3 separate regions of the Mus musculus genome follow, and all the other regions are linked to region 3. The links are chromatin loops, found by intact Hi-C in ENCODE. Cell type or tissue: left cerebral cortex. All regions are shown on one strand. Region 1 holds the start of Nav1 (neuron navigator 1). Region 2 overlaps Nav1 (neuron navigator 1). Region 3 has its middle 18 kb from the start of Gm32835.

Region 1 (8,000 bases), 84 kb before region 3:
CCACAAAAGAGCTGTAACTGAGGACTCAGGAACGAATGGATTCTTCAGCACAGGCAGCAGGCTCTTGCCTTTGGCCCAGCATCTGACCAGTTAAAAAAGGGAGGAGGTCCCTGGTCGCCCGATAATTTGTTAAGTGATGGGGAAACAACAGCTCGGCAGGAATAAGGGACCACGGCTCAACTTCTCTTCCTCTCCTGTCCCTAGCCAACTCTACGACCATCTTTCAGAGTTTCTGTGGTGACCTTTCTTGAGAAGCGGCTAAGAGGCCTTTGATGGGCAGTGTGGGAAATGCCTTGACGAAGGAGGGCTGGATTAACTAACCCCACCCCAAACAGAGGAAGTCCTGACCTTAAACATGGGGCTCTGCCCTCTACTCCAACACCCCTCCTCCCCTGCCCAAAGCATATGAAGGCCCTTTCCCCTCAGCCCTTTTAGACTATGTACATTCATTCCGAGATAGCCCCATGTCTCAAGGCCCAATTCCATGGCCACCTCCTTCGGTGAGGCCTAAGACAGGCCTCCCTTCTCAGTCCCTCTCTAGACCCCAGTCCAGTTTTCATTCTCCACATAGCTCCCTGGGTGCCTGGTGCCTAGTTTTCCTTATTGTCTGTCTAAGCCCACTGAATGGAGAGCTCCTCGAGGGCAGGATCTCTGAGAGGCTCAACAGGCAATAGGGTGGCACTTCTGCCTGTCACTTCTACACACTCCACCCCATCCCTCCTTTCCACTCTCAAATCGAATTTGGGGAGGAGCCGAAAGGCACAAGGCTGTTTTCCTCCCTTTGCCCTTGTCCAGTCTGCACGAGCCATCTGTGTCAGAGGCAGAATCCTTGTTCACCAGACCCTCACCACCCCACAGGCGGGGAGGTCTCAGGAAGACTGCAGCAGGCTGAACAGGTTTCCTTCAGCATTCTCCAGGGGCCTTGGGCCAGCCCTAGCTTCTCTCTCCATCAATCTGGTCACTTAGACCGCCACCCTCCTCTTGGCCCCGCCCTTTCACACGCTCACGACACGCCCCTTCCCAGCCCCCAGCAGAGCCGGTACCAGACTACAAGGTACCCAGGAAGATGGGGTCCCTGGGCTCTGATGCCTGAGGACCCACATTCACTGCAACAAGTCTGTGCACTTAAGGTGGCTAGCAGCCGATCTCCCGCAGCTCTTGTACTGCTGGTGCGGGCTACCAAGGCACAGCCGCCTCCTTAGGCACATCTTCCATGTATCCTTGTCTGAGAACAGGGACTCCACAGAAAGAAAACACGGTTCCCGGGCTGGCTCGGGATTTTTTCCTCGGACTGTTCAGGCTTGGAGAACAATGGAGCAGCTCTCTGGCTTCCTCCGCCGAGCAAGCTTTGTTTCTCTCTTCCCGCCAGCTTGGCTTTCATTAGCCAAAGGGCAAAGGCTTCTCGGGAGTCTCCTTGCAAAATCCCAGACCTTTCCCTAAAACATTTAGGGGGATGGGGTGACTGCTTGGGGCTGGGGGAACGGACGTGTATCCAGATGCGCACAGCTGGCTGCCCGCCCGCCTCCCTGGCCCCAGACACTTCTTGCTGCCAGGTCCCCCACACCCGGGGAAATCCGACTCAAGCTCCCACCCGGGATTCACAGAGGAAGTGGAGCCTCAGCCCTGCTCCAAGGACCAACTAGCCCTCACATCTGCTTTCCCCACATCTTTGCTCTAGATCTCCTACCCTAGGCTTCCCTAGCAATGCTGGATGCTGTGTTATTCAGCGCAGACTACTCCTCAGCTGGTGTTTCTACCAACCTCACTGTGGTTTGCCATATTAGGACTCTGGACCTTAAAATTCAAGGGAGCTAATGATTTCTGAGCCCCCCAAGTCCCCCGTCTCCATTGTCCACCCTCACTTCCAACAAGCCACAGCAGAGCCCAGGCTCCCATCAGCGACATCTTTAAGACACACGTTAGCCAGACACAGCTGGAGGTAGGCCAGCTCTGCACATCTGGGCAGTAATACCCCTCCTAACCTGGCCAGTGATCGGTATAGAAGGGAGAAAGGGGGAAAGCAAACCTCTTCCTGCAGCTGGCCAGGAGAAAACCAGGGGCGGGGTGGGGCGGGGCAGCAAGTCTTACCTAGCATCTGGCTGAAGAGTAGCTGTTCTAGGTCGCCCAGCACGGTAACCACAAGCTCGGGGTCCACCTTGAGGAAGGCCCGCTCCTCCTGGCCCTTGGCAGAGGGCACAGTCCCTGAGCCCTTTTGCGCTTTAGCCTTGCTGGAAAGCAGTTCGTCATCCGATTTGCCATCATCGCTTACCGCTGCCTCAGGCGCCTTGCTGAGAGGCTTGACCTCCGCATAGGGTCCCCGAGGAATCCGGCTAGGTTTGCCTAGGCTGGGCGCTAGCGGAGCCAGTGGGGTCTTGGCGCCGCCGGTTGAGCCACCTTTGGGTTGGAAGAGCGAATGCTCAGACTTGGACAGCGTCTTGGACATCAGAGGAGTCTCGCGGCCCTTGGGCCCCAGTTTGCCCAAACCCTTGGGTGCTTTGGCCATATCATCACTCCACTCAGGCTCATACAGCTGCAGCTTTTTCTCGGAGTCCGTGAGAAACGAGAGGTTGGTGAGCGACTTCTGTTTGCGCAGGTTGGAGGTAGGCAGCCCGCCGGGGACACGACTGTCCACGCTGCCGGACTTGAAGACCTTCAGCTCCGCTGCACTGGCCTTGGCCATACTGCCACTGCCTCCTGCCGCCTTGGCGCGCTTGGGCAGCATGCCTCTGCCGTCCGCCGCGGCTGCCTTTCTGCTGGCTCCCCGAGACTCGTCCGCGCCCTCGTCGCCGCCGCTGCCGCTGCCGCCGCTCAGCTCCACCTCGGGCTGCACGCTCTTGACGCTGCTGCCCAGCATTCTGCCTGCGAGGAGCGCATGGACGATCCGCGCGTCTGCAGGCACGGGGCGGGGGAGGGGGCGGTAGTGCCGGGAGAGGAGGGGGCGGAATGGGGGGGAGGACGGAAGAAACCGCGGAGGAAGGGGAGAGGAAGGGGAGGGAGCAAGGGGGCGAGCGGAGGGCGAAAGGGAAAGAAATGCGGAGAAGGAAGCCGGGGAAGAGGAAAAGGCAAGGAAATAGCGGGTTGATGGGGCGGGGTCGAAGGAAAAGGGGCGGGGCGGGGAGAATATAAATTAAAAAATTTAAATCAGTCAAAGGAACGATAGAAGACCAGCGGCTCCATCGAAGCCAGGTCGTGTTGTGATGCTGGGATCTTGTCTCTGTCCCCCGGCTAGCCGATCCGTGCTGCGGGCTGCACACTCCGGGGCAGCGCCCTCTCTCTACTCCTCCTTCCAGCTCGTGGAGAGGCTGCGGGCTGCAGCTCCCAGCGAGAAAGAGGGGAGGGGGAAGGCGGGGAGCAAACAGGAGGAGGGGTGGAGTGTGCGCAAGGGGAGGGAGGTAGGGGAGAGAGTGTGTCTATTTCTGGCTCGGGAGGGGGAGGTGTCTGTGAGCTGAGCCCCGGGGGCACAGAGAGGATCCCACCAGTTTTTCTCCTTGCTTTCTACAGAGAGATGGGGTAGAAGGTTCCCTGCTGCATCTGGAAAAAAGCATGAGTGGAGGAAGGGAGACTTAGGGGTACAGGTAAAGGTCCTGGGAAAGGGTGTCTTTGACCCAGGAGAAAGAGTGGCCCTGTAGGTCTTGGGTAGAAACTGGCAGAGCCTGAGGGAAGCTCTCACAAACCGTTACCTTTGGTTTCCCTCAGAAATTCTTTACCTTTAGTTACCTTTAGTCTCTATGGTGTATTTTGCCCTCCTAAACCCAGAAGGTAAGGGACACAGGACAGAACAGGCTGCTTTAGACAGTGCCTAGGGTTGACAGGGACAGGGACCTGAGGGGTTGAAGCGGCTAACTGTTGGGTGCAGGAGTCCGAGTCACCATTCCACTTGATCACATGACCTTGTCAAAGTCATTGAACCTCTGTTGCTCTTACAATGGTTTTAATCCTAGCTTCCTAGGAAAAGGGGCTTTGGGACACTAAGGACACAGGAGAGTTAGCATAGGTCCCTTGGCAGAGCATTTTTTGTTTTGTTTTGTTTTTTGTTTTTGGAGGCGGGATTTCTCTGTGTAGCCCTGGCTGTCCTGGAACTCACTCTGTAGACCAGGCTGGCCTCGAACTCAGAAATCTGCCTGACTCTGCCTCCCGAGTGCTGGGATTAAAAGCGTGCGCCACCACTGCCCAGCTGCAGAACCAACTGAAGAGATCCTGGATATGTTTGTTCTATCAGCATAGGAGCTCTCCAAGTACCATGCTAGCCCAGAGTAGGTATTAATGACTCAGGCTCTGAGGCCAGATGGCTGGACACTGGGTGCTGGCCAGAGCCAAGGGTACTGACCAGAGCCCTGGGTACTTTAACTTCCATGATGACCCCAGGGCTGGATTGAGATTCTATGAACCTTTCTAGGACAGGGACTGTAGCAGAGAGGCTGTATCTAGTACAGTGCTAGAAATGGGGTTATTGGGCAGAGAGGTGAACTGTGAACTTTTAGCTGACCTTGGAGATCCAGAGAAAGATGGAGAGAGTCTACCCTTAAAGAACTTAATGCCTGACAGGGATACAAGGCAGACAACCCAAGACTCAGGGAGATAACTTTGTCCTTGTGAAAAATGCAATGTCACACACTTATCTCAGGAAGACAGGCATGGATATGTTGTGTTCTAGTTACAGCAGTGGCAAGAGGTGCTGCCTCACAGTGCAGGCAGAGGTCTGGGTGTTGAGATTCACCAGGCAGAGTGCCCTCAAAGGCCCTAAGTCCAGATCTTGGGAAACTCAGAGGTGGAGCCAAGCCTGCAAGTCCATATAGGACACAGAGATTTGAAGCTTGTCAGAGGACTGTTGGGGACTCTCCAGCTAGACTATGAGCTGTCACAGGACACACAAGCACTCATGCTTGTGCCTGAACATAAGCTCCTAGTTCAAGTAAGAGCTGGAATGTCTCTGATCCCACAGATGACTTGTAATAGTGTCACAAACCACTGGGCCTTGGGAATCCTCCTGCTTCAGCCCCCTGAGTGCTAGGATTGTGGGGAAAAAAATCATTTTAAAAGTTCTCATTCTTATTTATCCGCCATTCTGTAATTTACATAATATTTCCCTGACTCCATCACACGGGGATGCTGCTGTCTCTAAAAAATGCAATTTGAAAATCAAAGGGGGCAGGTGGGTGGATTGACCAAGTTCTTGGTTGTTATTGATAGTCCCCCGTCCCCCACCCCGCCCCCAGCATATAGATTCTTCTCCTCTAGTTAACATCCTGACTAAACAACCCCATGTCCATTCACTCATGCCTACTGCTGCAGCCAATACCCCTGGCTGAACCTGATCCTTCCCCTCTGATGGCCATATCTGTAGGGAGGCCTTCAGCACTTTGTGAGGCCCAATTCCATGAGTCCTTCTGTCCATCCGCATTTCCTTTGCTCCGGATGCCCACTGCCCCTGGGACCTGACCTTCCTTCCGCCACGGTGTCTCACTCCCTCACTGTGTCAGCTCAGGTCTTCCTCTTCTCTGTACCCTCTTTGTTCCTCTAGCCTGTCTCTCACGGGATTCCGTATTCCCCAAATCTCAAGTCCCTCCCCTTCGTCCAGTAAACAGCCCCTGAAATTCTGCTTCTCTTTAGAAGAGGACAGACCAGATGAAAGACTTTGGACTGAAATCAGGTTGGTAGCTGTTCTCACCAGAATAGAGGCCCCACCCCTTTCTACCTTCTAAGCCTGGGGTCCCTCTCCCTCCCCCACAGCACGTCACCTGTCGGTTTCTGAGATGTAAAATACTGTCTATGCACAATGTCACAAATTGCCTCACTGCCAGGATCCTTGAGAGCCGTCTTCCTCCTGTCTTTATAGAATCTTCCCGGGGCCAGGTAGCGGTCCCTTACACACCAGCCTGGCATCTTGGAATACTCCAAGGCTCCCTAGCACACCTCTGTCTCACTCTTTCCTATTCTTTTCACATCCCCAGTGTTTCCCAACCGTCCTCTTCTGGAGGGAGGATGCTCTGCTGCCGTGGCAACAGCCATTCTGGCATCTGTCGATAAAGCCGAGATGTACAGAGCATTTCCTCCAGTGATTCCTAAAAAGAGAGGGTTCTGCCATGTCATACTGTTTCAAGATCAGCCCTGAGCCCCTCAGCCTCAGCCATTTCCTCCTTTGCCACCCTGTGAAAATGCCAGGTCTCAAATGGTTTGTTGCATAGAGACCAATGATCCTCAAAGGACTGCAAGATTGGGTGGGGGGGAGTGAGCTGGGCAGACAGAGGGTGCTGATGATGTCAGTGACCTGAGAGCTGGCTCCTGCCAGTTCCTACTGGGAAGGTGGGGAAAGAGGCTGGTTTGGAATCATTTATATCTTCAGTCCCTAGCACTCTTATAGCAAGCTTGACACGCCCATTTTGGTACTGGAATTAGGATGTGCGATTCAACCATGTCTTATTGACTGATAGTTTGAAGCAGTGTAAGGAAGGAAGATGTAGGCACAGCGCCAAGGAAAGGCACGCTGTGGGGACTTTACATTGTCACACTCCTGTGACTGAAAAGGATGTAACACAACACAGGGGTGGTGTGTGGTCTGGGGCTCTGCTTGTTGGGATAGTGTTAGCAGAGCTGAAGAGAAGGCACTGGAAGGGAGAAGAAGGTAGAAATGAGAGCTGAGCTGTTTCTGACCCAGTGACCTTGAAAGGTGACCTTGGAAAGAAGGAATGTTCGGGAGAGAGCATGGCGGGGTGGGTGGGGGAGTCCACACCCTACTCCCTACAGAGCTCAACACAGAGTTTGGGGACAGGCAGCACTCTCGTTTCTGTGCCCAGAGTCAGGATCTGGAGAACAAGGACTAGAAACCCAACCATGTGTGTTGTGTGTGCAAGCCTAGCCTGTCATCCCCAGCTAGGGCCTGGTACCATCAACCCCAAAGAGTGACAGCTCTTTAAGGCTTTCTGTGTTCACCTCCCTATAATAACCTTTTTTGTAACTTTCCAAGAAGATTCTGATATATCCCTGTTCTTCTACCTGGTCATTTCCCTAAGTCACTCCACCCCTCAGCAGGGACCTCAGAATGCGGGCAAGACCAGCCAGAGGCTGTGGAAATAACTGATGTTTGAGCACAGAGACTCTAGAAAGACAGCTCCCAGTTGCTCATGCTGGTTCATGGTCAGCTGGGATAGATGTTGAGGATTTAACAAAACAGAAACCCTTATCCTCAGTGGGAAAAGACAGACAACGAATTGGCTTAGAGATACCAGTTACTTAAAAGTGCTAAGGAAGGGCCGACAAGATAGCTCAGTGGGTAAGCAGGCTTGCCCCTGAGCTTGGCAACTTCAGCTCCACTCCCAGAAACCAAAGCATGGAACCGACTCTGGAGAGTTGTCCTCTAGGGTCCCACGGACACACGCAAAATAAATGTAAAAAAAAATGCTAGGGAGAAAGAGTCGAGATGGAAATAAGAAATTCATGGTGTATTTTTGAAAGAAAACAAGGAAGATAAGATGTTGGAGAGAAAGAAGAGGGGTGAGAAGATGTGAGAAAGTGGTGAGAAATTGGGGGTGGGCAGGGCACAGAGGGCCTTTTAGGTCTTTATATACAAATGTCATTTGGAATCACACAGTCAGAGAGAGAGAGACCTGGCTTCCTTTTGAGTCTTTTGTGAAGGCAAAAGTTCTTGTACAAGTTCTTGGCTGAATGGTGAGCTCAGCTGAAAGATGGTGGTGGAGATAGATAGTAGTGGAGATGGTTATGGAGACAGTGGTCATGAGAAGAAATCAGCAGTGGCGTACAGTAGAGCCATTAGAACCTGCTCATGGGCTAAATGTGGGTGTGCAGGAAAGAGGGGGGTCAAGAATATTACTCCTGGGCTGGAGAGATGGCTCAGCAGTTAAGACCACTGACTGCTCTTCCAAAGGTCCTGAGTTCAAATCCCAACAACCACATGGTGGCTCACAACCATCTGTAATGAGATTTGATGCCCTCTTCTGGGGTGTCTGAAAACAGCTACAGTATACTTACATATAATAAATAAA
Region 2 (8,000 bases), 120 kb before region 3:
AAAGGGGCAGTGGGTGGGTAGGGGAGTGGAGGGGGTGGGTATGGGGGACTTTTGGTATAGCATTGGAAATGAAAATGAGCTAAATACCTAATAAAAAATGGAAAAAAAAAAGAAAAAAAGAAAACCCACCATCTAGGTCCACCCACTGCCTCTCCGCAGCCGGGCTGGCCCTGAACAGGTTACTTCATCTTGCTACCGGTTTGCTTTCTGCTAAATAGAGAGTGGAATGACCTCACTGCAGCGAGGCTTAAGGGCCTAGCTCACTATCACACTTAGTGTAGAGCCTGGCACACAGCAAACTGCCTGGACAGACAGCTGGGATCGACCTGGCAGAAGGCAGAAGTGGGCAGACAGCGAGGCTGAAGCGCCCCACACTCGGCCACCAACCAACAGGTGGGAGCCTGTTTTCTTTTGCTGAGGCCTTAACACCTGGACCTAGTAGCATCTGAGGTATACTCAGCAAACCTCGCTGCTGCACCAGCAAGCCTGACTAGCTGCTTTTCTCAGGGCTAGTCCTGCCTGTGGGATGCACTTAGCTATAGGGACTTGCTTGAACCAGAAGGCTAAGCTGTAAGATCATACTGGACAGTGAACCTCCAGTTCAGGGTAAAAGCCCCAACAGATTCAGGCAAGTTCTAGAAGGAGGAGGCTCAGGGGGATCCATCACCCAGTAGTCAGGTTTCCCCACGATCTGTGAGGTTTTAATTATTAGCCAGCAATTAAGTAAACTGCAATAACTTTTGACTATTGAAGCTTTAATTACCTTCACCAATGTTTCAGAACCCATAAGCCATGTAGCTCAGGGGAGGGTAACTGAAAACTAGCTTGGAGCTGCACCTTCCCTCTACAAAGGCTTTTACTGTGAATGGTTGGGTGAGGCACAGGCCCCCAGGAGGGACGGAAGTGAGCCAAGAGAGGGCTTGAAAGCATTTGCCACCCTCTCACATTAAGGACGGGAAATGACCTCTCCTCTGAGCCCACAGAGGGGACTCAGGGCTGCCGTGACTCCTGGCGTGGGCTCTTTTTCTCACTGTCCAGTGCTGTGGGCTGAGACGCTCAGCTGTATCTACAGAAGAGGTAAGTCACAGCCAGAATTAACCACAGGGGATGGTCTGGGCCTTGATCCATGTAGAAATCCAGGCCAGCCTAAACGACCTGGAAACAGGAAGCACTGGGCCTCTCCATGTCTGTTTCTCTCTCACACACACATATCAACAACTCTTCAGAGGAAGAAAATTCCCTAACCCTATTTGATCCCCAGTACAGGAGTCTGATCTTTAAATTCTGGAAATCTATCACAATTTTGGCTGAAAACAAACAAACAAACAAACCCCAAAAAACAAGATTCCAGCCCTAGCCAGAAGGCCACTTTGTCCCAGGACTCACTGCAACAATGGAAAGACACTGGGGAGTTGCACACACAGCTGCCAGGACCTGTTGAGCAGTACTTTGTGTTTCAGTGGGTCAGATGTCTCTGGGAATTGGAATCTTTTTCTCCCCTCTCCTCCACTCAAAGACACAAATCTACCCACTCCGGCAAGAGCAGGCCAGGCTGGCCACCCCCAGGTTCATCCCAGGGTGCCCAGAGGCTCAGGGTTAAGCTCGGCAGTTCTGTGGGATCTGCACCAGTCACCTTGGACTGGATTCATCCCCACCCCCTGTAAACGCTGACTCGGGCACAGTAGCCGGGAAAGCTAACAATTGACAAGTGACCTGTGACACGGATCTCCCCTGCTCGAGGATAGAGCCCAGAACCTTGTCTGAGGGGCAACTCCACCCTCTTTCCTCACCCCTTCCCAAATCATCTGCTGACCTCAGAGGTCCTAGAAGGGGGCAGGGTGGGTGGGCCTCCATGCCAGAGACACCCACTGTCGCGGAGAAGGCAGGCAGGCAGGAAACTATTTATTCTGTTCCTAATCTCGTCATTTCTCTCTTCCTCCCACTTAAGTCACAATACAGGAGGCAGCTGACACGGAACCCCGCAGTGCAGCAAACCCTGTGCACCCCTGCTCCCCAAAGGAGCTCCCAGGCTTTTCCTCTTTACCTTAGAGAACCCTGAACCTACTCAGTCAAGGGGCTGCCTGGAGTTCTCCTGATGGGTGAAACATCACGAGGCACCAGACAGAGCCAGGACAAAAAAAAAAAAAAAAAAAAAAAAAAAAAAAAGCAAACGCACTGGCTATATGGGGCCATTAGACAAAAACTAGAGCTACAAACAAACTTGGGCCTAAATAAGAGAAGGATGTATATAGGCAGCTACAGCCTGGAATTTTCCAGGCAGGGGTCTCCCCAGTTCATGTGCAGTTTTGATTTTCTTTTCTTTTTCGTTTTTTTTCTTTTTCCTTTTAAAGATTTATTTATTTATTATATGTAAGTACACTGTAGCTGTCTTGAGATGCGCCAGAAGAGGGCATCAGATCTCATTACAGGTGGTTGTGATCCACCATGTGGTTGCTGGGATTTGAACTCAGGACCTTGGGAAGAGCAGTCAGTGCTCTTAACCTCTGAGCCATCTCTCCAGCCCCACCCCCCCAGTTTTGATTTTCATTGAGGTAAAAGTCCCAAGGGAACACCATCAACCGGCTGTGGAACTTGGGTAAATGACTTCTCCCCGGGCCCCAGTTTCCTGATCTGTAAGTAAGGGAGCGGTGTAGTTGACTAAGCTCTGCCAGTGTGGTCCTGTGACTTTGTGCTAGGCTGAGGTCTGTATAATGCTCAACCCGAGAGTTTTTGGTTTAGCCGGCTGGAGGTGGCTCCGGAAAAATCTGCTGCGTTGCCAGCTCCAAAATCAGGTGCTGTGACCAGAGGGTTGTCCTACTTTGCATTTGTGTAAACGTTGCGAGAACAGGAGACCCGACAAAGCACCAGAGCTCAACACCCCCACATCCCCACTCAAAGTGATGGAGAAACACTGCTGGCACAAGTCAGCTCTCTGCTCTCTTTCCGGAAACACAGCCACCAAAATCTTGCCAGGTCTTTGGGACTTGTTGCAGAGAACAACCACACGGGGGTGCTATGGGTCCTTAGCCGCCTGCAGCCTCCCTTTGCATTGATGCCGCAATGCTGTAAGAAGGGCAGCTGTCTAGCTCTCAGGGCTTGGGAGAAGTTGCCCAAAGGCCTCTCCCTCTGAATTCTGCTTAGGATTGCTTCTTTCCAGGCGCTGCACTCCTGGGGCAGACATTCTTCGTAACCCCCAGTCCCCACCCTGGCTAGGTTAGCACATTTGGAGAAGAGCCCAGAGTTTGCAGCATTGATTTTGCTACACCATCTACCCAGGTGCATGCCCTGTTCCTAGTGGACCACTTTAAGAGCAGGGCCTGGCTTACCCAGTAGGCTCTGGAGACCCACAGACTCCCCTGGCAAGCTCATATTCAGAGCCAAAGTTTGAGAGAGAATCCAGCTTGCCTTTCAAAACAATGAGCAACCTGGAGACCTGTGTGGGGTCCGAGTCTGTTCTCTGGAGGTCTCATTTCTGCTCTTTTGCAGTGTGCTTGGGCGGGTGGCTTTCTGGAAGAGGAAGGAGGACAGACTCCTTCCATTATGACCCCCATCAGGATCCTTTTGGGAAGAGAGGAGGTCTCTGCAGTGAGCTGAAGGCAGAAAGCTCGCTGCAATGGTGTGCAGCTCAGCTTCACTCTGCAGCCTTTGGCAAAGAACTTGGGGAGTAAGCTTACAGGACCAGGGGACAGCTACTTCTCAATGGCTCACACTTGGGGAAGGCTTTGCTAGATCCAGGACAATTAGACCAGAAGAGGACCCTGTTTGGAATAACTGTTGTAAGGTCAGTTTGCCTGTCTGTCTGTCCTTCCTTCCCTCCCTCTCTCCGTCTCTCTTTGTTTTGTTTGTTTGTTTGTTTTTGAGACTGGATTTCTCTGTGCAGCCCGGGCTGTCCTAGAACCTACTGGGCAGACCAGGCTGGCCTCCAACTCAGAGATCCACCTGCCTCTACCTTCTGAGTGCTGGGATTAAAGGCCTGTGCTGCAGCTGCTGCCACCACCACCTGGCTAGGTCTATTTTTTTCTATTACAATTCTAAAAAAATTCCTCCCACCCCTTTTCCTTTGAACACCAGGTAACAGGGTAAGAGAGGATTCTGAAGATTTGACACTAGACTGGGCTTGTGAGCAGGTCTCCGGCAGAGGAGACAGTCTGCCTGTCTCAGACACTGGGGCAGGTCGCTGCTAAGGGCAAGCATGGGATCTCCTGCCCGGTGAACCTCAAGGTTTACCTTTACTGGAAATGCTTCCTATTTTAACAATGCCCAGAGCCTTCCTGTGACACCCTGCGCTGAAGATGATGAGGTCTCTTGTGCAGCAGCTTCTGGGAACAGGGAATGGTTGTTATAGCAACAGTTTACACAGCAGAGAGCCATCTGCAGGGAGTCAGAAGAAGAGGAGAGGGGCTGGGATCAGGCATGCAGAGCACTGGAAGAGGCCTGGGGGATTTCTGGCTGTGACCCCAGTAATCCTAGGTGGTGGCGAACTCTTCTGTCTCTGATACCAGGTACTGTCCTAGAGGCTTTATGGATATGAACCCTGTTTGGTTGCAGGACACGCCTGGGCCAGTCTATTTATTACCCCCGATTTCATAGCTGAGAAAACCAGAGTTCATGGCAGCTGAGACTGCTGCCCAGGATGACACAGCAGCACATGGCAAAGCCAAAATGTGAAAGCAGATGGTCTAGCCTCGTCCAATCCTGGCACCACGAGCTAGAGAGGGTGAGATATGCAGACGAGGCTCAATCACACGCCATAAAGTCCACTTTTTAAAATATATGATTCCATGGCTTCCAGCATGTCTGTACATCATCACTCATGTAATTTTATCACCCCCAGTGTATGGCCTGTACACTAAGCACACACCTGCCATCCTCTCCTTCCTCTAACTCTGGCAAATGCTAGTCTGCCTTCTGACTCTGTAGGTCCACCTACTCAGGATCCTTCACACAAACAGAATCACACACCTTTGTGGTTTCTGTCACTCTGCACTGCCTTCCAAGTTGGTCTACGCTGTAGTATGTTTCACCCCTCTGTTCCTTTTCATGGCTGAATAATATTCTACGGTGTGGATAATATTTGCTTATCTAGCCATCATTTGATGGACATTGGCTTCATCTTTATTTTTTGCCCAGTATGAATAATGCTGCCATGAAAGTCACATATGTGTTGACGTCTGCTTCTCTTTCTCTTGAGTGTATGCTTAGGCGTATACGTGTTATATTCCTAATGTGCTTAGGATCATGTGGTAGTTGTGTGTTTAACACTTTGAGGAACGGCTACACTGTCATCTAAGGTGTCTGTATGCTGTCTCTTTCTGGCTTCTGCCCAGCCTCAGCAACACTTGCTACTGTCTATCACACCTTGGCCAGCCCAGTGTGCCAGGCTATCTCACCATAGATCCAATATGTGTTTTTTGTTTTGTTTTGTTTTTTTCTGATTTAAGAATGTTGAACACCTTTTATATTTGAGCTAGCTAAGGTGTAATTCCCTCAACGGCATTAGCCACACTTTCAAGTTCTCGACAGTGACCTTGCCACGTTGGCTACATAACCATTGCAGCCTAGCCACAAAGCATTCCTGGAAGTGCTAGGCACTGTGTGACATGTCAGAGTCCGTTGGAATGAGGCTGTGTAATGCCACCAGCTCTTTCTCCAGAAGTCTCACACACCCCCTGCCCTGAGCCTCCCTTCATTCCTCCAGAATCAGCCCCCTGGGTGGGATTACATCGTGTGTCCCAGCTTTTGCACACAATCCAGTCCATTATACGGGTGCGCCCATCTTCAGGTTCTCAGGGTTCTCACACTGGGAGCCAAAGTGGGTCAGACATAAACTTGCCAAGAGCATGACTAGATCTAGTGGCAATCAGGAGCAGAAGCTAAAACCTAGCTAAATATGTGGCTGCCTTTCATGTAGCTCCACCCCCAGGACGGGGCCTTTCTCCCTCAGACCTGTTCCTATAAGATGCCACCCTTCCTCCCAGAACCTGTCAGTGGCAATGACTCTGTCAAGATGGCAAAGCTGTGGCCCTCAGACCAGGCCTGACAATGGAGGGTGTAGGACTGATTTTAAAGATTCTGAGGGAGAAAGCTGAGGGTAAAATTTGGGCTTTGTAGGGTTGCCCCAGAAAAAGGGGATGCCCCCAGCCATGGAAGCTATTCACCCCTCCAGCTCCCTGAACCCAATACCACCCACACAGCATCTGATGCGACCTCAGCCTTGATGCTAACTGACATTGGTGCAGGGATGCTTCCCAGAGGACTGTAGTTCCTGGGACCGCCTTCTGTGTTGCAGATCCTCAGCCACCATCACTGGGGGGAGGACTTTTGGATTCAGCCATCTGTCACCACCTCCAGGGTGACCCTCAATGCCTTAGATAAAGGCTTAGGAGCGCCCACCTACCCCCTCCCAGGGCTTAGGCACAAGGCAGAGTTACCAAGCTGGTGGCTTTAAGAAAGACTTTCAATTGTGAGACACAGAACCCCACAGTAAGGAAGAATAAGGCTTGCGGGGACAGTAAAGGACAGAAAGGGACATTTCCTGAGCGTGTTCTACGTGCAGCAGTTGGCCCTAAACATGGACAGACATTCTGTCCTTGGAAGACATCAATCCTGAGAGGATAATAGTGACCCCCCATTTACAGGTGTTTGGTTCTAAGAGGCAGTTAACTCTCTCAGGTCACACAGTTTAAGCAAATAGCACAGTAGGGATCTAGGTTCCAGTCTCTCTTGCCTCCTTCCTTAATAAACTACCAGTGCCAACAAAGACAACCTGGCTGGTCACGCGAGGCTCTTCCTGACCGGCGTGTTGGAGTCAGAGCTTCACAGACCACAGGATAAGGCCTGTCCTCCACTCTGGGATGGATGAGATAAATCATTGCCAGGAGACAGGGGAGTCATGGGCCATTGGCCAGGCCAAGAATTTTCTACCTCCACGATGTGGGGCCGCCTGCCAGTCTTGCAGGCCTTATTGGCAGCCACTGCTCCTGTCCAACACTTCCTCGAGGGAGTCCTTTCTCCCCAGCTGGGCTCTGTCCCAGCTCAGCAACCTGCAAAGCTTCTGGCCTTGGGAGGAACTTCCTAGAACGCCTGGCAGGCGGGGCTGTACGGCCTGCTTGCCAAGCCAAGGCCAGTCATGACTGCCTGCACAGAACATTCAGAATTCTCTTTGTCCGACTCCCGAGGCAGCCTGGGAACCTGGGCGACAGAGCAGCCTGGTACAGCAAAAGCAGCCGTGCCTTCGCCTGCTGCTCCCTCACTGGGAATCCCTCAGGTGGGACGAGTGGAGAGGGCACTAAGGCTTCCCTGCCCACTCCTGCCCTCACTAGTTGCTCTCTGCCCTGAGGAACCTGGGTCCCCCTACAGCTATACGGACAGCATCTTCAACATGAACTCCAGTCTGGGAGCAGGAGCTCTGTGTCCACGTTATGAGATCTTCTGGGGCCTGTGAGCAAGTTGATTAGTCTCTCTGGGCCTCAGTTTCTCCTGGGAAAGATTGTTGAGAGTGGGGGAGGGGAGCTCAGAGGGGAGAGGACGAGAAGGACATGTGAGCTGGGTATCTGCAGAACCAGCGGGCCAGGAGTTGCTGCCGGCCTCCAAGGACAGATGGGGCCTCATGGGGAACTGCATCAGAGTGGGGCTTGGGCAAGATCAGGAAGAAACAATGGGGGGATGTCCACGTTTTCCAGCAGCCCAGGCCCAGCCCCCCCAGAGCCTGCACCCAGCTCAGCAGCCATGTACCTACTGAAGCGGCTGACTATGCACCTTAGGCAGAGTAGCTGCCCGGATGTGTCCAGGCTGTGGAAAAGTCTAACCTAGGTTCTTGCTGCAAAAGTCCTCTCAGGAGACACAAGTACACGGGGGAAGGTCACACTCTGTGGGCAGAATATCACTTGGAATATCCAGGCACCCACACAGGGCAGAGCACACTGACAACTCTATGCCCAGGGCCCTGGAGAGTTAGAGCCAGGAGTGCCTATCCACAGCACAGAAAGAGGGAAACCTTG
Region 3 (8,000 bases):
TGGTCTGTATGGTCTCAAACTGTGATAAAACAACATCCACCCCCCACCCCCCACCCCCGCCAACCCAACCCATTAAGTTACTTTTTGTTAGGTATTTGGTCCTAGCAACAAGGAAAAATAACCTGCACAAATAGCAATGCCCATGTGCTTACCAAGAGCTTAGTATGTGAGTCATTTTACATGGCATTTTTCTTTTAATATGTATGTTTATTCCTGACACTAGAATAGGGACCGTCAGTTTTCCTGTTTGGTAGAATGGTAAATCCCAAAGATGTTCATTCATTTTTTAATTTTTTTTTTTTTTTTTTGGTTTTTTGAGACAGGGTTTCTCTGTGTAGCCTCTGTGTAGCTCTGTGTTCCTGGTTGTCCTGGAACTCTCTCTATAGACCAGGCTGGCCTGGAACTCAGAAATCTGCCTGCCTCTGCCTCCCAATTGCTGGGATTAAAGGCGTGTACCACCACTGCCCGGCAAGACCTTCATTCTTTATTGTTCAAACCCATGTGTGTCACCAAAAATGACAAAAGGGCCTTTACAGCTGTGAGAAGCCCTCCGACGACGGGGAGCAGATCTTAGACTGTCCAGGTGAACACCAACACATCACACACGTCCTGACAAACCAGAGCCTCTGCCTGCTGCAGCCAGAGGGATGGCAGCTCAGGGGCTGTCTGGTTCTTACTGACTCTGAAGGACATGGATGGATGGAACTATGGCCTGTGGAAGCCAACAGGGGCATTGAACAGATAGATTCTCCTGATTCTACAGATATCTTCAATTTTGTCTTATTTCCTTTTTCACTGCTGGGGCTGGAGCCCAAGTCTTTATGCACACTAGGCAAGTGCAATATACACCATTGAACTATCTCTTGGCTTTATTCAGTGGCATCCTTTGGACTTCTGATGCACTGGGCTATACGAGAACAATTCCTGCCCTTTAAGCAACACCTTGTGGTCCTCTTTTATAGCAGAAGGGAAAGCACTCGCCTCCTGTCTTATAAGTGAGGGCGAGGAGGATGAGAAAGGTCCAAGCAGAACTGCTAAGGGGGAGGGGCTCACCTTGAGCCAGCCCTCTCACAACGAGGACGGACCCCAACAGACCCCAACGAGCTTTTCTGTAGTATAGCCCAGCCTGGGAAAAGTTGCTGAAACTGAGCCAGAGGACCATCCCCTGAGACTCCTACTCTAACATTGATGGGGTGGTGGTACCCTAAGTCTCTGCTGCAAGTCCTGCAGGACCCCTTTACACCTGAGGTAATGAGGAACCCAGAGTCTAGAATCGGATGTAGGAGATCTGTCACCATCTGATGTGGCCACCTAGGGACTCTGTATCGGATACCCTCAGATCCTCTATCTACAAAACAAGAACACCAGCTCCTGTCTCAGTGGACGGTGGTGAGGGTGGGATGAGGTCGTATTTGGAGAGCTACGGAAGGCAGATACTGTGACCGTGAAGAGCAGAGCTTTGCTGACAGACAAGTCCCGGGGGACCTGATTGTTTTCAGTGCCATAAATGTCACACTGTAGGCTTGCTAAGCATGGATGTACCCTCAGTCTCTCCTGTCAGTTCTTAATTAGTCTATCGCTCCCCACCTCACTCCTCCCTGAGGACTTCACTAACAAGACCAGGACAGCTTAATCAGGGCCCTGGTCACCCCGAAATCTAACCATCATCTATCCTTGTAAGACTTGTTTGCCAAGCTCCCTTACAAGACCTCACTGGCCCCGGGCCTCACCCTGAGCTGCGAATAGTCTCACTTTTCTAAAGAGGAAAATGATACTCAGACAATTTTTTCTTTTTCTTTTTGTTTTTCGAGATAGGGTTTCTCTGTATAGCCCTGGCTGTCCTGGAACTCACTTTGTAGACCAGGCTGGCCTCGAACTCAGAAATCTGCCTGCCTCTGCCTCCCGAGTGCTGGGATTAAAGGCGTGCACCACCACGCCCGGCTTCAGACAAGATTTTGAGCCACCTTCACCATCATCTGGGACCTGGACCAAGGTGCTGACCTCAGAACCCACCCCCTTCCCAGTGCTTTGATGATATGACAAACAGTAGACGCAGACCCCTCTCACACACACTTCTGCCCTGAATCTGCTCACTTCCATTGCTCCCAGGCTGGGAAACACACACACACACACACACACACACACACACACACACACACACACACACCACACCACACAAACCCTGGGAACCCCATCCCAACTGAAACAGAAGGAGAAAGTCACCTGCTTTCCACATACCCCCTTAAATGGCCTGTTTGTAAGACCACGCCCTCAGCTGTGCTCAGCAGAACCTGGGGACCTCTGAGAACATGGCATAGAGAGAGTGCCCAGTCAGGAGCTCTCCAGTCCTATCCAGCTGAGAGACAGCTGTGCCCCAGGCCAGGGACCACTGTGCAGCCACACCTGGCTGGCTAACTCCAGACAGCCCAGGCCTTAGGCAGCCCAGCTGCTGAGGAGTGGCCTTGAATGGGGAGTGAGTCACGGGGCCTGGAATCCCAAGTCTTCCAGGACTTCACTCCTCCCCAGCCCACTCCACATCTGCCCTCCAGATGTCTGCACTTGAGAAACACCCTCTGTCTACAAGGACCCAAGTTCTGGAACACACTTAGCAAAACACCTTGAGAGCTACCAGGTACCTTCATAAGCAAGGGGCTGCTCGATGAGTCTCAGATTTCATTGGTTATACTCAGTGCGGACCCTTTTTTTCCACATTGAACATCTTATGCCCGAGCTGTACTTACTGACTAAGACATAAGAGGCTGATAGGGGAAGCACAGCCCCTAGCTGCAGAGAACTCCCAATCTGGGCATCAAGATATGGAGATCCTGAGACAAGCCAGGGACACCGCCCTAGACCTTAAGTCAACCCACTGTTGAAGAGGCAGGGCTTTGCCTGAGGTGGGTAGGGAGGACCATCTCTTTCCCTGGGGAGCTTCCGGAGTCTAGAAATAAAGGACCCAGAAGAAAAGCCCAAAAATGAAAACAGAAGAAAGAGAAATAAGTCAGTTCGTATATAATGCCCACTCTAATGCCAGTGTCAGACACATCCAGTCTTAGCAAGCACTGGAAGGTCTCGTTCACAGTCACGGCCAGTAAGCAGCAGACCCTGGATGCAAAGTCAGATGGGACCACACCCTGCCTCTGGGTGGCCCCGTGTATGACTGCAGCAGATTCATCTCTTCCTGTGTTATCATCCTGACTAGGAACCAGCTCATCTTCCTGTTCATATCCTCTAATATTAAATATCGCTGCATCTAGGACGGCCTCCCTGACCATATTACACTGGAACCAGATGGTCTGCTAACCCTGTCTGGGTAAAGTCAGGAGGAGGCTCTCAGAAGGACTCTCGTCTTTCTGCTAGAGGAGCCCTCACGGTGCAGAGGCAAGCTGTGGTCCAGGCTTTGCAGTTCGGTGGTCTCTGGGGGAGAAGGCTCGGGATGAAAGGACTCCAGCTTGGCCCCAGACCAGACTCTAGGTAGTTGTGTAGGATTCTTGGAAAGAGCAAGTACAGAGGCACACAATTTGGAAGCCTATGGAATGCTGGATTCATTTGCCCCGCCTCCCCTGCCCCCAGCCCACTGCCTACTCTGGGGCTCCGAGGATAGGAAGCAACTTGGTCTGTCCATCACTGTTCAGAGCCCTGGGAGACCCAGCTTATGGCATAGAGCCAAAGACCCCAGTGGACCATATGAAGACCACGGTGAGTGCTTAGCAGTACCTCCACTCCCAAAGAGAGGGTCTGCAGAGAGGGAAAGAGAAAGGCAGCTACACAGCCCCAGAGATGGGTTTATAGACACAGCGGCATCCTCCTATGGCATCAGCAGCTTGAGACTTGAAGAGCTAGGTGACAGGGTCTCACTAAATCATTGCCTCTCCAGGCACGCTACGGCCAAGGGCTCTGGCAGGGAACCAGGGTCCTAGGCTTATCCCAGTTCCTCCTGTACTTCCTCCAGTTACTGCAGATGCACGAGTTCTGTTGGTCATCAGCCAAGGAAGCCCAAGGCTAAGGCAAATGGTAGTTTGGGGCGGGTTATATCCATCTACAGTGGGCAAGTTAGCAGAGCCACACAGGAGGGTTGTGCTGATAGGGGAGGGAAAGCTGGCTCTGGCTGCGGGTCCCAGTAACCGCAAGAAAAGAAGACTCCAGAGACAGCCAGACTAGACAACATTGACGGTTTGTTTTTGCCAACCAACACCATCTAAGTCTGTTTGAAATCACCCAACATACTTGATAGTCCAGGAGAATAAAGAGAAAAACTGAGGTTGTTTGTTTGTTTGTTTGTTTTTGTGGGACAGGGGTAGTTCTATAGATAGAGCCTATGCCAAGAATCAAAGTCTTAAACACCATTGAGGGTAACAGACCCAGCTCTGCTCTCTAGGCCGTTAAAGTCCTCTGCTCGCCTAGTTTTCCCATACAGTGCAGGGCTGCCCCACCCGAGGCTCTCACCCACCCCCGTCTTTCATCTAGTGTAGAGTTGAGTGGGTAAGCCTCGCTGCTTTTCCCAGCCCAAATGACGCAGGGGCCAGCTGGCTGCTGCAGAGGAGGGCGTGGGAATCCTGTGGGTTGTGCTGGGCAACTGCGCCCTCTAGTGGTAGCCACAGAACGATGCACAGACACGCAGACAAAGGGTGAACCAGATTTCCTATCTCCTTTTGCACCATCTCTTCCCAAGGCCTCTATGATACAGTCGGCGCCAGATGACTTAGGCCCTGCTCAAAAGGAAGTGGAAGAACAGCTTGTGGTCCTTGACAACTTCTAAACCAAACCCTTGGAGGAGAGAGGAGGCCAGTGCTTCTGCACTCTGGCCACACCTTCTGTGAAAGCCTTCATCCGGCTACAGCATACTCTCATGTCTCTCAAAACTCTTTCAGCCTCTCCTGTCTGAGATGCTACCCCTGCCAGAGGAAAATCCTAAGCCTCCATCCCATGCAGAGACTTGAAAGCCACAGTGTGGGCTTCTCAGGGGACAGGGATCTGCTTCTGGTCACCCCAAAGGGGAACTTCAAGCATTCCCTAAGGAAGCACTCATTCACTGAGAACCCATCTTATGCCACAACATCTGCAGCCACAGTCTCTCAGCAGGCCCAAAGGGAACCAGAGTCAAACCCCAGTTTACAGAGTGGAGGGTCGGGTCTCAGAAGGTCAAGTGTCTTGTCCGTGAGCGACTATTTGTCAATAATCTCTGGTTTCTGCAAGCCAGGTGCTAAGCTAAGTGTGTTATTACACAGACTCTGTTATACAGATGTCCCCATAAGCTAGGCTGTCCGGTGAGCTAGGTTAGAGTTAGCTCCCTGTTACAGATGAAGGTTCAGAGACAGGAACAGGCACATGGCACATGGTATATTCTAAGTCACAAACAAAGTCAGACACAAAAACACACACCTAGGAAGTATCAGAAGCATAGAAACACAATTCTATTTCCCCCTTACTCTGATACTGGCTTTATGTTGTTATTATTATATTTTATTTTTATGTATGTGTATGCATATGATATATGAGTGTAAGCCCTGTGCATGGCCAGAAGAGGGCGCTGGATCCCCTAGAGCTGGAGTTACAGGCAGTTGTGAGCCACCTAAGGTGGGTGCTGGGAGGCAAACAAGAACTTTGGGAGGAGTAGCAGGAACTCCTAACCATTGAGCCATCCATCCAGACCTCTTTACTGGTGCTGTTTGCTTTGTTTTTCATCTGCTTTTTTTTGGAACCCTAGGTTGCCTCCTTTCTGCCCCTTTGAATGCCTCACATAAGGCTCCATTGCCACCACAGCACAGCACAAAGACGGTATCTCAGGAGCCACACGGCATAGCACAGAGACAGCATTTTGGATACCATATATAGCACAGCACAACACAGCGACCACATCTCAGGTGCCACACAGCACAGCACAGAGACAGCATCTCTTCTTCAGCTTCCGAGGCATCCTCTGTCTTTTTACAAGAGCCATAGAAATGACCTTGGTGTCCCCTTCCTTCTTCCCTTCATCTTTTAATTCCTGCCGAAGCAAAGTCATGCCTGCCTTTTTTCTCAACATGATTACAGTAAAGGGACTGGATTGCAGCCAGCGGTTTCCTGGGCAATGGCCTGTTCTTCCCAGTGTAAGGGGTGTGAGCAAGTGGGCCACGGTGAACTCATGTAGAAACTGGGACGATGAAGAGATATCTGCTGGCAAGTCACCGCCAGCAGAGGACGGTGCTCGGGGAGAAGATGCAGTCAGTGTGGGCTCCCCATGGAGGGCAGACAACCTAAAAGCAAGCCTTAACCATCTCCCAGGGTTGCCTCTGTGTTTGGGCACATGGACACTAGGACGGGGACTATAGGATATGTTCAGGGGCTATGCTAAGGGACGCTGGATGAGCACACATGCCAAGCTTTTGTTTTTCTTCCTGAACCACTGTGCACTATTTTATAAAACAGGAAACTGGGCTGAAATTTGCCCAGGCTCCTCAGAGGCCCTGGGATCCTGACTGGATTCTAATCACAAACCACCCTGGTTGGAAGGATGGGGGGTGGAAATATTGCATTTCAACATCACTGTTGGTGCCGTGGGAATGCAGAGGAATCTGAACTTGATACCAGGACTTTCTAGGGCTTTCTTACAGAAACAGCAACCCATCTGTGTGTCGGCCACTAAGGGGGCCTGCGGTCTGGCAGCATCACAGAGGGCTGGAGAGCCAGGAGTAGGAGCTGAGAGTCACTGGGTGACTCTGATGCCCTCTGCACTAGAAAGGAGCCCACAGCCCTGAGCTCTCATGGTGATAATTGCCACCACAGAGCTGTCCACCAGGCCTCTGGCTCTTCCGAGAAGATAGATGCTTTTCCGGGGCTTCTTGATGCTTGGCCTGGCCTTGGAGTGTGGTCACCCCATTCCCATGTTGTCTACACAGGCAATGGAGGGTGTCCTCTCCTCTAGCTAGGCAGGGGCAAAGGCCCCTGAGGTCCATCAGGGGTCTCTGGAGGGATAAGGACTGCTCTGTAGACCCAGTTACAGTTCGGGGTGGGCACCTGAGAGCCAGGAGAAAGGAGAGCGGGTAGATACTGCTCAGCCGCTCCACCTTCTCATCCCCACACCTCCCTCCCCACTTGGAAGCCTCCAGCCTCGTTCCCTGGGCTTGACTGAATTCCTAAGAGGCCAGGAGGAGCCATCTTTATCTCCCAGGATCTTTCCTGCCTCTCCTGCTGTTGCCTTTTCCCATCTCCCAGGACCCTGAGTTGCCTCTGCTGTGCTTAACACCCGTGATCATTGGCTTTTTCCCAACCATTCTTACAAAAAGCACCTCACCTTGCTCTCTATGAACATCTACCTCATCGCAAAATGAGAAATATTCAGTGAGCAGACGAACGGACCCAGCATTAACAAATCTCTCTTGGCCCTGACCTCCTAAGTCTCCAGCCTCAAGTTTTCACACGGGTCTCTTTCCATTCTCAGGAGGTCCTTGAACGGCAGGCCCCAGGCAGGGTCACATGCCAACACCAGAAGCTGGCATCAAACCCTAGCATACACCTGCTGAACCGGCCTCATTGCATCTCTCATCCAGCACCCGGAACTCAGCTGGGTCCGCCCCCGCTTGGCTTTTCTTTTTCCTGGCCTCTCTTCCGGAAACACGTTTTTCCTTCCTTTAGACCTCGGTGCTTCCTGCACAGGAAGAAGGACTTTGGATGTGGGGTGCTATTTATAGTGTGGCTCCCTCCTTGTAGACCTCACTGAGGAAGGGGCCACCGCACAGGGACTGCGGTGGAGGACACTGGCTTTCCGTGATCCTTGACATCAGGACGAGAAACCTGAGATCGCAGATGAGTATCAGAGTTGAAGTGTCTCTTGGGTTCCAACCTGGGTTTCTTTGATGATGTCTGTATGTGCAAGGGCCCCACAACTCTCCCAGTGCCCTGGAGCCCTAACTTCAGAGGCAGAGCCACAGGCTCTACTTGTGGGGAGAACCTGAGGTCCGTTTTGTAAGAAAGAGACTCAGAGAGATTTATATGAATTCTGTCCCAAGGGACAGATC

What was found. A loop is a pair of places that touch in the nucleus more often than their neighbours do. Peaks named below come from ENCODE experiments on the same cell type or tissue, not always from the same donor. Only the 100,000 strongest peaks of a DNase experiment are listed, where the experiment ranks them.
Region 1: it touches region 3 in a loop (2.4-fold over the local background); 5 of 42 quality-filtered maps call a loop at or near these places.
Region 2: a loop joins it to region 3, with 9 times the contacts of the local background. A loop is called at or near these places in 37 of 42 quality-filtered maps.

Annotation. Positions count from the first base shown.
Region 1 is chr1:135,582,467-135,590,466 of GRCm38, forward strand. Nav1 (neuron navigator 1) reads right to left here and starts at 2,889. Exons shown (of 30, transcript NM_173437.2): 1 at 2,089-2,889. The coding sequence starts at 2,854. In left cerebral cortex, CTCF peaks have their summits at 3,267 and 7,954 (motif pointing left); DNase peaks (open chromatin) are centred at 721, 971, 1,612, 2,353 and 4 more places; H3K4me3 peaks cover 3,674 bases; H3K27ac peaks cover 3,684 bases.
Region 2 is chr1:135,541,942-135,549,941 of GRCm38, forward strand. The region is part of intron 1 of Nav1 (neuron navigator 1); the gene reads right to left. Among named protein-coding and RNA genes, the nearest start is that of Gm32940, 34 kb to the left of the region's middle. In left cerebral cortex, CTCF peaks have their summits at 2,353, 3,016 and 7,071; DNase peaks (open chromatin) are centred at 2,983, 4,338 and 7,062; H3K27ac peaks cover 960 bases.
Region 3 is chr1:135,666,037-135,674,036 of GRCm38, forward strand. It overlaps a transcript of Nav1 not described here. Among named protein-coding and RNA genes, the nearest start is that of Gm32835, 18 kb to the right of the region's middle. In left cerebral cortex, CTCF peaks have their summits at 4,607 (motif pointing left), 5,517 (motif pointing right) and 6,179 (motif pointing right); DNase peaks (open chromatin) are centred at 4,034, 4,539 and 6,107; H3K27ac peaks cover 320 bases.